2 separate regions of the Mus musculus genome follow, and region 2 is linked to region 1. Evidence: chromatin loops called from intact Hi-C (ENCODE). Cell type or tissue: heart. All regions are shown on one strand. Links, peaks and the distances in the headings refer to the core of each region. The heading gives the core; the rest is flanking DNA.

Region 1 (5,365 bases), core at 220-5,219:
CTTCCAGATGGCGAGTGAGCCACCGACTCCGTGAATGAAGAACAGCACCACATCAGCCTGCGCACCCTTGCAGCTGGTGATGCGCTGCTCACAGTCGATGTGGATGGTCCTCTTCGGACGCCGTGGGCGGCGCCGTCGCCCGCTGCCTGGGTTGGCCCGGGTGTCTCCTCCTGCGGGCTCAGCCAGCTCAACCTCGAGTGCAGCAGGCGGGTCCCCGGAGCCACTGCGGCCTTGCAGGTCGGCACGAGGCGCTCGGCCCAGGTTCTCCACCACCAGCCTCCCGTTGCGGTACACTGTGATACGGCGCTGGCAGCGCACAAGGCCCGTCTTGACCCCTGGATCATCTTCAGGAGGTGGTGGTGGCGGCGTGGGGATGGGCGCGGGCCCCGCATGCTTTACCCGCAGCACCCGGCCTGGCTTGACCTCCACGAATGTGTAGCCGTCACTGGACTCGACACTCTCCAGTGGCCGCACGGCGTTAGGGGGAGTCCCCAGCAGGCAGCAGAAAAAGCCATCTGTCACCCCAGTCAGCATGGTGTGTTCTGGAGAGAGGAACAGTGGCTAGCTCAGTGTTGGTGGCTCTGGTCTTGCATCGGGTAAGCAGGACCTGGAAGCCCCTTCCAGGTTTCCCCAGACACCCCAATGCCAGACAAGTTCTCAGGGTGTCCCTTAGTACAATACTGAAGAGAGCATGGGGGAGGGGGGCTTCCAGAAGGAGAAAACATTAAAGCAAGAGCCCATTGCAAGGAGACCCTTGCCCCACCAGCTGGAGTTTATCATTTATTCACAAATCCGTATCTTTATGTACAAATTCATCCACACACTGATTTATGCAAGCATGGATGCAAGCTGGTTTGCATGCTTACTTTTGAGAAAGAAACTCATGTAGCCCAGGCTGGCTTGGAAATCCTCATGCTGCCCAGACTGACCTTGCTCTGCCTTCCACCTCCGGAGTTGTAGCAGGTTGAGCATACAGGTGTTCCTAAGACCAAAGGGAACCTCGAACTCCCACAGTCCTCCTGCCTCTACCTTCCCAAGTGTTGGGGTGACAGATGTGCATCAACATGATGCCATTGGTTTGTTTTTGAAACAAGGTCTCATTCTGTCGTCCTGGGCTGTACACTGGTCTCAAACTCCTTGCAATCCTCCTGCCTCCACCTCTGCCAGTACTAGAATGACTAGTGTGAACCCCGATCACTGCCAACCTTTTACACGGGGTTTCATTCTGTAGTCCATGCTGGCCTCAACCTTGTGCCCAAGCTCCTGGGTGGTGAGATGACAGCCCATAAAGCCTGGCTCTTATTCTAAAATGTCAAAGTTCTTAGCTCAGGCCTCTAGTGTTAATCTGACTAGTGACGAATGAGGCGGGGGAAGGATGTTGGCCACTAGAACTCGGGTTGTATCCGGCTCCAGGTTCAGAAGAGAGCTAGAGCTGACTTGCACAGTATCGAGAACTGATGGAGGTTGCTGCCCTCAGCATCCTGTGTTCAAAGGGTACACAACCCTAGTGGCAGCCAGGAAGATAAAGGCAGAACCTGACTGGGGGCTCTGGGCCTCCATCCGGTTCCCTTGGCCACCCCCCCCGGTGTCCATGACAACCACAGGCGGTTACATAACTCCAGGGGATACCGGAGCAGCACACCCCCATTGTCTGAGGCATAGGGATGGGGCCAGCTTCGTTTTTCCATCACGGCCTGGGCGCCGCTGGAGTGATGGTCATTAAATACCCCGCTCGTGATAGCCCCGGATGCACTTGAGGGGAAAGCAGGCCTTGCTCCTCATTTCTAAGGCTGTGGAACCCCGACTGTGGCGGCTTCTCTAAAGCGCAGCGCCAGTCCTGTTTCCCAGCCCGACCCGCTTTTCCCTGGAGTTCGTCACCCCCGCGGTGGGGTCAAGGCTACCGGGGTTCCGCAGCATCCTAGCAGTACGAATGCGGAGCTTGGCGGTTATCCACCCCCGGCAGCGACACCCCCCACCCCTCAGTGGAGGCCTGGCAGCCTGGTGACTCCTCTCTCGGGGAACAGAGCCAGCTCACCTGAGGTCATCGAGGGGCCCGGGGCCCGAGGCAGGACGCAGGGGTCCCGGGCGGAGAAGCCAGCGTCCACCTGCAGGTGCCGCTTACATGGTGGTGCGGGGTTGGCCGCATTAGCGCGGACAGGCGCGGGCCCGGACGGTCAACGCAGGGGCATCCCGCAGCCGCGTAGCAAACCGGCCCTGTAAGTCCCACCCAGCGTGGGCGGGGCCTGGAGCAGATGGGCAGGCATCTCGGCCTATGGCAGCGGCGAGCCGTCTGGCCTAGATAACCGTCCAACCAGAGGCTTCTCTTCCCAGGATCAGCGCGCGGTCTGCAAGCAGCAGCCCCACCCCTGTGAAGAGTTTGGGGGGAATGAGGGAGGGATGGGCTAGAGCCTGGACCGAGAAGGGCTTGCAGTCGAGGGACAGCGAGTAGCTTGGGGGTGTGGTGGATGTGCTCTGTCTGGGACAGGGTCTCCTCAGCCAGCTTCTGCCTCCCGCAAGGCGGTATGCCCTCTGTCTCTTGACCTTCTCGTTCTGCACACTTCCAAATCTCTACACTTTCAGGTCGGGAAACAGACAAAACATCAAGGCAGGCATTTGAACCAGAGGCTGTGTCAGAAGTGTCAGAGCTGCTGCAGAACTAGCGAATGGGAATTGCATCCTAGTGATGGGGTCTCTGCTACACCAAGACTGAGCCCCAGGCTAACCTTCCCACCCTGGCGCGCTGTTCGCTCATGGGCTCAAGGTGCAGCCCAAACACTTGTCGCCATCCCTTCTACACACCTTCTACATACAATAAGTACTCAACACATCGCCTCAATTATTTGTAGGCACAACTAGCCATTTTACCATTTAGTTCATGGTAAGGACCATGAACTTCAGAAATGCTGGTGTGTACGGCTTCCTGTGGCTGCTGGCACGGCTGTCTGGACATCTTCTTTAAACAGTGGAGAGCTATGGAAGGTGTGTGAACAGGAGTCCAGATCTGAGCTGCGGGAAGAAAATTCCCCCAGGCCAGCCTGAAGGATTAAACTAACCAGAGCAAATTCACAACGCACGAGTTTTCGAGATTATGAAGAGCTGGAACTCAAGGACATCCGGGCCGCGCGCCAAGAGAAGTCTTGGCTGCGGGCGCCAAGAAGCTGCCAGCCCGCTGCGTGCCAGCTGCCCGTCTTCAATGAGGGCGGGTGAAAAGGCCAGCAGCCAGTTCTCCAGACTGCTGCCAGAGTCGTCACCACCACTCTGGGGCGCCCTCTACCAGTGGCCGAGGCGAAGAACTACAACTCCCAGAAGGCCAGGGGGACAGAATGTCATACGCACACGCAGGAGTTTACATTCGTTCGCCCTCTCCTGGTCATTTTGGAGAACTACATGCCACTGAGGACAGACATCCCCCAACCCCCACCCCACTATCGTCACCTGCAGGTGTGGAACTACAGCTCCCGGAAGGCCCCGCGGCAACAAGAACTACATTTCCCAGAAGGCATTGTCAAGGAGCCCAGAGTGTAGGAACTGGCATTGACCCGGACGACCGGACCATTGACCCGCCGCTGGATATGGCTTTCCTAGCCCGGTGCTTTGGGTGCCAGGCCTGCAGATCGGTGGCCCTATTGAGTGGCAGGTGAGTGTTCAGAGATACCCTGCTCCAGAATGGAAACAAGGGTGGTCTCTATAGACTACCATGCGTACTTATGTAGCGCCTTTTGTAAACAAGCTCTTTTGTTGCCCTGCCCATTACAAAGGCGGCTCAGAAAGTCATACAGCGTACATTCTCTGAGATTCACGGTTCCTCTGGTCCCACAGGTATCTCCAGTCCAGAGTCTGGATGGGGCTCCCGGACTCCTGGCCTCTCCTCTCCCTGCAGCAGGCTCGCGGCCGCGCGCGCGGAAACGAGTATCAGCCGAGCAACATCAAGCGCAAGCACAAGCACGGCTGGGTCCGTCGGCTGAGCACGCCTGCCGGCGTGCAGGTCATCCTCCGTCGCATGCTGAAGGGCCGCAAGTCCCTGAGCCACTGAGGAGCGCAACGTCGCAGGGAATAGACTCAGACGCCGGTAGAGTTGCCCGAGGGCGAGAAGTTGGGGCAAGCTGAAAGTGGGGGTCTGTCCCTTCGTAGGTTTTTAGACGCATCCCCCGTCGACGGCTGCTTACCAACCACCAGCACCTGCGATACCTCATCCATTTCTGTGAATATATTTGAAGGCATCTTTGCAAGACGGGGTCATTAAAACACAGACACCACCCCTACGTTTCCAGCCATTCCAAAGTATTACCGACTTAATAAATATTCACGTTTCTTGAACCACTACGTATGTATTAACTTACAGTTCTGGAAGACTGGTCGGGGTTAGGGATCTTGGGGCTTCTGCTTGACCCCAGGACTCCAACAGGGCTTTTAGTTCATAGGTTCTGTGTCCCCATACAGGAAAGTATTCTCTCTCAGTTCCTGTGGCCTCTATGTTTCTATTTCAGATCTGACCCCCATGTGCTCCAACACCCCAGCTCTAAATCCACGTGACCCATCAGACAACGGGTCCCTTCATGACAAGGCAGGGGCTGCTGACATAACTCAGCAGGTAAAGGCGTTTGCTAAATAATGCTTCAGGACCTAAGTTCAATCCCAGGAATGCACACCATAAAAGGAGAGGACAGTCAGTTACTAACTACAGACGAGACATCGGGCCAAATCGGAAGCCAGCACCACTCTTAAATCACCCAGTGTGGCATTGTTTTAGATTGATGTATTTATATGTTGTATATGCCATTTACTTGTGGCTTAGTTTGGTTTCTACCAAAAACAGCTGGTAGAGGAAACAATTTATTCTGTCTCAGTTAACAGTCCATCTCTGAAGATGGTCAGGCAGGACCTGAAGGCAGGAGCTGATGCAGAGGCCTTGGAAGGGTGCCACTTGTGCTCAGCCTGCTCCTCATGGCTTACTCAGCCTGCTTTCTTATAGAATTTAGCACCACCATCCCAGGCATGGCACTACCCACAATGGGCTGAGCCCTCCCCAATAATCTCTGATTAATAAAATGCATAGCCATGTGCCGGGTGTGGTGGCGCACGCCTTTGATCCCAGCAGTCCGGAGGCAGAGGCAAGTGGATTTCTGAGTTCGAGGCCAGCCTGGTCTACAGAGTGAATTCCAGGACAGCCAGGGCTACACTGAGAAACCCTGTCTCGAAAAACAAACAAACAAACAAAAACAAAACAAAAAAAATGTATAGCCATGATGGCCTTGAATTCCTGACCCTCCTCCCAGACATGGCACTCTTGTGGGGAGGATAGGTAGGCAGTGTCAGATTTTGCCCTAAGTCTGGCTCTAACACCTGCTATAGTTCTCCAGAGGCC
Region 2 (5,365 bases), core at 274-5,273, 130 kb after region 1:
TCCTGAGTAGGGCAAGGAGCTAGCCAGAGGCAACAACCACCAGACAGGAACCACGGTGCCCGATGGAGCTAGTCTGAGATGACCATCAGTCTGGTGCTGCACATGCCTGGGGATTGCAACGCATGCCAGAAGTGACCCCTGCCCAGGACCATAATGCACATACGGGCTGCAGCACTTCTGAGATGTCCCTAGACACTCAGGTACTCCAGGTACCACTAAGAGAAGCAAGTAAGTGGTGGAGAAATGGAAGAAAAAGAGAAGCAGAAAGATGTGAGGCCAGGCATAGTGGCGCACGCCTTTAATCCCAGCACTCGGGAGGCAGAGGTAGTGGATTTCTGAGTTCAAAGCCGGTCTACAGAGTGAGTTCCAGGACAGCCAGGGCTACACAGAGCAACCCTGTCTCGAAGAAAGAGAACGAGAGAGAGAGAGAGAGAGAGAGAGAGAGAGAGAGAGAGAGAGAGAGAGAGAGAGAGAGAGAGAGAGAGAGAGAGAGGAAGAGGAGAGAGAGAGAGGAAGAGGAGAGAGAGAGAGAGACAAGCCAGTGATGTCTAGGACCATAGTGGGGCCCTGGCTTGTGCTGCCATTGAGGGCCATGTCTGGGTTTACAGCCCAGGTGCAGCCTGCCACCAAAGGCTAGGTGGACATCTCTGGTCTGGTCAGCTGCTGGAAGTCATGTTGATGCCTGAGGGCTGTGCAGAACTGGCCTTACTCCTCACTTGAGTGTCATGGGAGAGTTGGCACCTCCCATAGCCAGAGAGATGCCCTCTTTCCTCTCTTGTTCCTCACCACCTGTGGCAAGTCAGAGAGTTGGCCCTAGGTCATGAGAGTGGGAGAACTGGCCATGTCCCTCACCAGCTGAAGCATTCAGGAGAGTAGGCCCTATACCTACATTGGGCAGCATAGTACACCCTGGTTGCAGGGTTTGCTGGTGAGCTGTCCCCAAGGGTGTGAGAACCCCAGTGGGCTGACCAGCTCAGATACCTCTCAGGCCAAGACCCAGGGCTTTGAATTGACCCACCCCAACATCTACCCCACTGATGAACTACTGGGGTACATGAAGGGACCAGTCCTACATATCCAAAAGTACAATGACCTCTATGACACAGGGCAACAACAGGATATCCAAGACAGTCCCATTGACGGTTCAGTATTGATAGTGTAGCAGTAGCCAGAGACCTTGTAGCAGACCAAGTCATTGCAATGAACATTTGCAAGCAAAGAAGTGTGAACATCAGGTTATACTGTGGGACACACTGACACACTACAGCTTCCATGAGCATTTTCTCTACTGGGAGGGTGACAAGGGTGTGGGAAGTTATGAGCTGAAGGGGGGCGGTGAGAGAGGTTAGGGGGCATGATGTTAAATTCACAAACGATAAAAGGTTTTAAAATGTGTTCAAAGGCACATGCCTTTAATCCCAGCACTTGGGAAGGAGAGGCAGGCAGGTCTCTGTGAGTTGGAGGACAGCCTGGTCCACAGAGTTCCAGGACAGTCAGGGCAGCAGCAGCAGCAGCAGCATGTCTTGAATAACAACAAAGTTCTTGCAGTGTTTCACACTGTATAACTTGCCACTTGCAGCCTCACATGGGCACTCAGAAAGGCTGTAGGTTTAGGATTGGGGTCCAGCCAATGGTCTAGCCTGGGCTTAGCATGCAGAAGGCCCTGGGTTCAGTACCGACACAGTGACTGACTGCTTGGATTTTGGAGCTCTCTCGAGTTCAGGAGGGTGCAGTGGCTCAGGGGTTAAGATCACCGGTTCGGCTTTTTACCCTCCTTCCACACAGAGGACCACAACCATCTAACAGTTCCAGGGCATCCCATGCCCTCTCCTGGCCTCTGCATGCACTTGGTTCAAAGATATACATGCGGGAGAAAATTAAGAGAGAGGAACCAGAGGGGGTTTAATTGGGTCTTTGTGGTGGAAACAGCTGTCACCTTCTGACTGATCTACTTGGGTCAAGGCTCTTAACAGTCCTAAAGGTTCTGTATTTTCCTAAAATAGCACGGGCGACTGGGAGCCACCGGCTCAAGCACAAGAACCGGGGCAGTTTCACATTCAAATGCAGATGTTCAACTGTCGTGTGGCGGTTGTCTTGAGGAATCCTCTTTCTGCCGCAGACAGCTGTGAGCAGAAGACCTTACAAACTGCCGCATCCGCTGGAGTAACAGAGAAGGGGCGACTGGCCGAGATAGGCGAATGTGGGGAGAGCCGTGCAGGCATGGGGACGTCACAGCCTCTAACTCCCGGCTAGCCTCCTGTCCTTGCCACCTGAGAGCTTACTGACCTTATCACGCTGCAGCTGGCGCACTCTGTGCTTCCGACCGCACCCTGAAAAACGCTCAAGAGTGCTGTGGCACTCCGGTCACCCCAGCACTCCAATCAAGAACGATCAGGAGCGTGAGGCCAGTCGGAGCTACTAGACTCCAGCTTAAAAACTAAATAAAATGCGAGAAACCGGGCCAGCAAGGCGTGTCTCGCCCAGGGAAGCGCCGGGGACTGCCCGCCCACTACCCACCTCAAAGCCCTGCGGAGCACTGCGGTTTCGGGAACCACCCGCTAGCCCGGCCCCGGCGACGCTTCTTTTGTGCAACTGCACATGCGCCACGACCTTGGCTCAAAGTGCTCGGACCCATGGCAGCGCGGCCGTCGCGCAGGCGCACTGGCGTACTGGCCTCTGCCGGGAGCGCCGCCGCCTCCCCACCGCCATGGCAGCACCCGCGCCCAGTCTCATCTCGGTCTTCTCCAGCCCGCAAGAGCTGGGCGCGTCGCTGGCGCAGCTGGTGGCGCAGCGGGCCGCGAGCTGCCTGGAAGGGGACCGTGGCCGCTTCGCGCTTGGTCTGTCAGGCGGCAGCCTGGTCTCCATGCTAGCCCGAGACCTGCCCGCCGCCGCCGCTCCCGCTGGACCAGCCAGCTTTGCGCGCTGGACGCTCGGCTTCTGCGACGAGCGCCTCGTGCCCTTCGACCACGCCGAGAGCACGTACGGCCTCTACCGGGTGAGCGCTGCGGGGGCGCGCACCGTACGGGCTACGGGGGCCGCCGTGGGCCACGCCGAGCTGGCTCAGCCTACCGTGGAAACTCAAGATACAAGGGCCGCCGTGGGCCACGCGGAGTCGGCTCAGTCCGCCGAGGAAGCGCGGGCCACGCCGAACTGGCTCAGCCTGCCTAGGAAACGCAAGGATCTGCTTCAACGCCTACCCGCGGGCTCCGGGCCCCACGGGGTCTTGCTGGATGCGCAGTGATGTCCATCCAAGTGCAGCCTGACGGGCCTCCGTCCCCCGTATCTTCCTAAGGGCCGTACCTTGGCTGTGGGGCCTCGTGGGTCATGGCTGTTTGTGCACTCAGCCTGCCTCTAGTGTCCAGGGTGTGTTGGGTCTCAGTTTTCTTTAACAAGAGCCGTTGGCCATCGCCTCCCAGCAGCCTGGGGTATGATGGCCACAAGGCGCCCTATAGGTTACAGAGGTCCCTGCGTCACACACAGGGAAACTGAGGCATGGAGGATTGAGCTCTGAGCACACTTGGATGACTGCCACCACCTCCTAGGGGAAGCTGGTCCAGTGTCATGGGTCTGAAGCAGGGGAGGAAGGGCCATTACACTTACTTACAGGTGGGGAAACAGAAGATTCATGTCGCCTTGACCCTCATCTAGGGACCTGAAACTGCACCACTTTGAACACGATGCCTGCCCAAGAACTTCACTGAACTGGCTGTGTGTACTAGCACAAGGCTCAGTTGGTAGGGTACTTGTAGCTCAGTTGATATTGTGCTTGCCTAGAATGCTTAAGGTCCAGGCTTCATTTCCAGTGTCATATAAACCAGGAATGATGGTGCACCCCTGTCTTCCCAGCAATGAGGAAGTAGAGGCTGGAGGATCGGGAGTTCAAGGTCATTCCCAGCTACCCAGTTCGAGGCTAGCCTGTGCAACGTGAGACTTATTTTGATGCAGCCCACTCAAGAAAAATAAAGCTAAGACCCCTAAGTAGGCCCCTCTGAGGTGACCTGGTTAACAGCTGGGTCTTTGAAGGAAGCAGGATTTCATCACCAGGAATCTGTTGACACTTTGAGCAGTAGGTGTCTTGCCCAATGGGCTGAGACAGGAGCCATGTAGAGTGGACTCAGCGGCCAGTTCTCCTTTGCCTTCCTGGCTCACCTTCCTATGGCCTTCAGTCTGGAGCCCTGTGCTCCTCTGTTCTCCAGGGTCCCCAGCGCCCTGAGCATTGTTGGTTAACAGAGTCCCCAGCACCCCCATCTCTAGGGCACAGCATCCTGGCATTCTGACATTTGCCCCCAGCCTCTCCCTGGCATTGCTCCACTGAGCTGGACTTACTCCAAGAGCCAGACATGGAGACACAGGCAGGGTGTCTAAGAGTAGATCACAGTCTTCTTCCTGGAGTTCACCTCTGTATAGTCAGGTGCCAGCTGTGTACTGGATGCAGCCAGGCTGAGTCCCTGATTGAGGGAGCCCGAGCCACTCCGAAGAGTCAGCCAGGCTGTGGAGAAGAACGCCGTGTGACTCAGGGTTCCTGGCTTTAGGCAAGTCATGTTACTCCTTGACTATCCCTTCCCCTTCTACAGACACACCTGCTCTCAAAGCTGCCCATCCCAGACAGCCAGGTCCTTACCATCAATCCTGCCCTACCTGTGGAGGATGCTGCAGAGGACTATGCCAGGAAACTGAGACAGGTGGGTCCCGGGACAGGTAGGAAAGCTGTAAAAGACTGCGGCAGAGATGACTGCTTAGGGACACAGACTGTCACCATGGTGGGGAGACTTGGGCTGGAGCCTTACATCTCAGGGACACTCATCTGCAGACCTGAGGTTCTTGTCCACTAAAATGGGAAACAAGCCCCCGGACTGGATCAGTCAGGTGTGGTAGTGCATCTGTGACCCCTAGCACTTAGGAGACTAAGGCAGGAGGCTTTTTGAGGCCTGCTTGGGCTGGAGGGTAATGCTTACCCTCAAAAAAAAAAAAAAAAAAATCCTACAGACCTCATACCATGTTGAAGCTGCCCTGTGCAGGAGTGGCCACTGTTGTGTAGGGAATGTGCTGAGCGGGCACATTCAGCAGAAGGTGGTCTAAGCTGAGATAGAACCAGATTTCAGCTTTTTTGTGTGTTACCTCTGAGCTCGCACACACTTGACCCACCATCCTTCTGTCAGGCCTTGCAAGGAGACGCTGTCCCTGTGTTTGACCTGCTGATCCTGGGAGTGGGCCCTGACGGCCATACCTGTTCGCTCTTCCCTGACCATCCCCTCCTACAGGTGAGCGTGGGGGGGGGGGCCTCCTGGCCCTGATACACCAGGCTGTGTCAGTCTTCTGGGTATCTGAGCATCCGTGCCCCTCAGTTCCGCCCTGCCGAGCGTCA

The links. Peaks named below come from ENCODE experiments on the same cell type or tissue, not always from the same donor. Only the 100,000 strongest peaks of a DNase experiment are listed, where the experiment ranks them.
Region 2: a loop joins it to region 1, with 2.0 times the contacts of the local background. A loop is called at or near these places in 1 of 42 quality-filtered maps.

Annotation. Positions count from the first base shown.
Region 1 is chr8:71,461,431-71,466,795 of GRCm38, forward strand. It overlaps Abhd8 (abhydrolase domain containing 8), which reads right to left and starts at 2,227. Exons shown (of 5, transcript NM_022419.3): 1 at 2,036-2,227; 2 at 1-542. The coding sequence starts at 2,045. It overlaps Mrpl34 (mitochondrial ribosomal protein L34), which reads left to right and starts at 3,496. Exons shown (of 2, transcript NM_053162.2): 1 at 3,496-3,637; 2 at 3,820-4,323. The coding sequence starts at 3,573. The coding sequence ends at 4,033. In heart, for the core only: a CTCF peak has its summit at 3,327 (motif pointing left); DNase peaks (open chromatin) are centred at 1,561, 2,261, 3,401, 3,931 and 3 weaker places; H3K4me3 peaks cover 4,175 bases; H3K27ac peaks cover 2,626 bases; H3K27me3 peaks cover 516 bases.
Region 2 is chr8:71,589,510-71,594,874 of GRCm38, forward strand. It overlaps Pgls (6-phosphogluconolactonase), which reads left to right and starts at 2,675. Exons shown (of 5, transcript NM_025396.3): 1 at 2,675-2,995; 2 at 4,575-4,682; 3 at 5,160-5,261. The coding sequence starts at 2,708. In heart, for the core only: no CTCF peak of the experiment used is centred there; DNase peaks (open chromatin) are centred at 2,622, 2,982, 4,302, 4,562 and 1 weaker place; H3K4me3 peaks cover 2,586 bases; H3K27ac peaks cover 2,547 bases.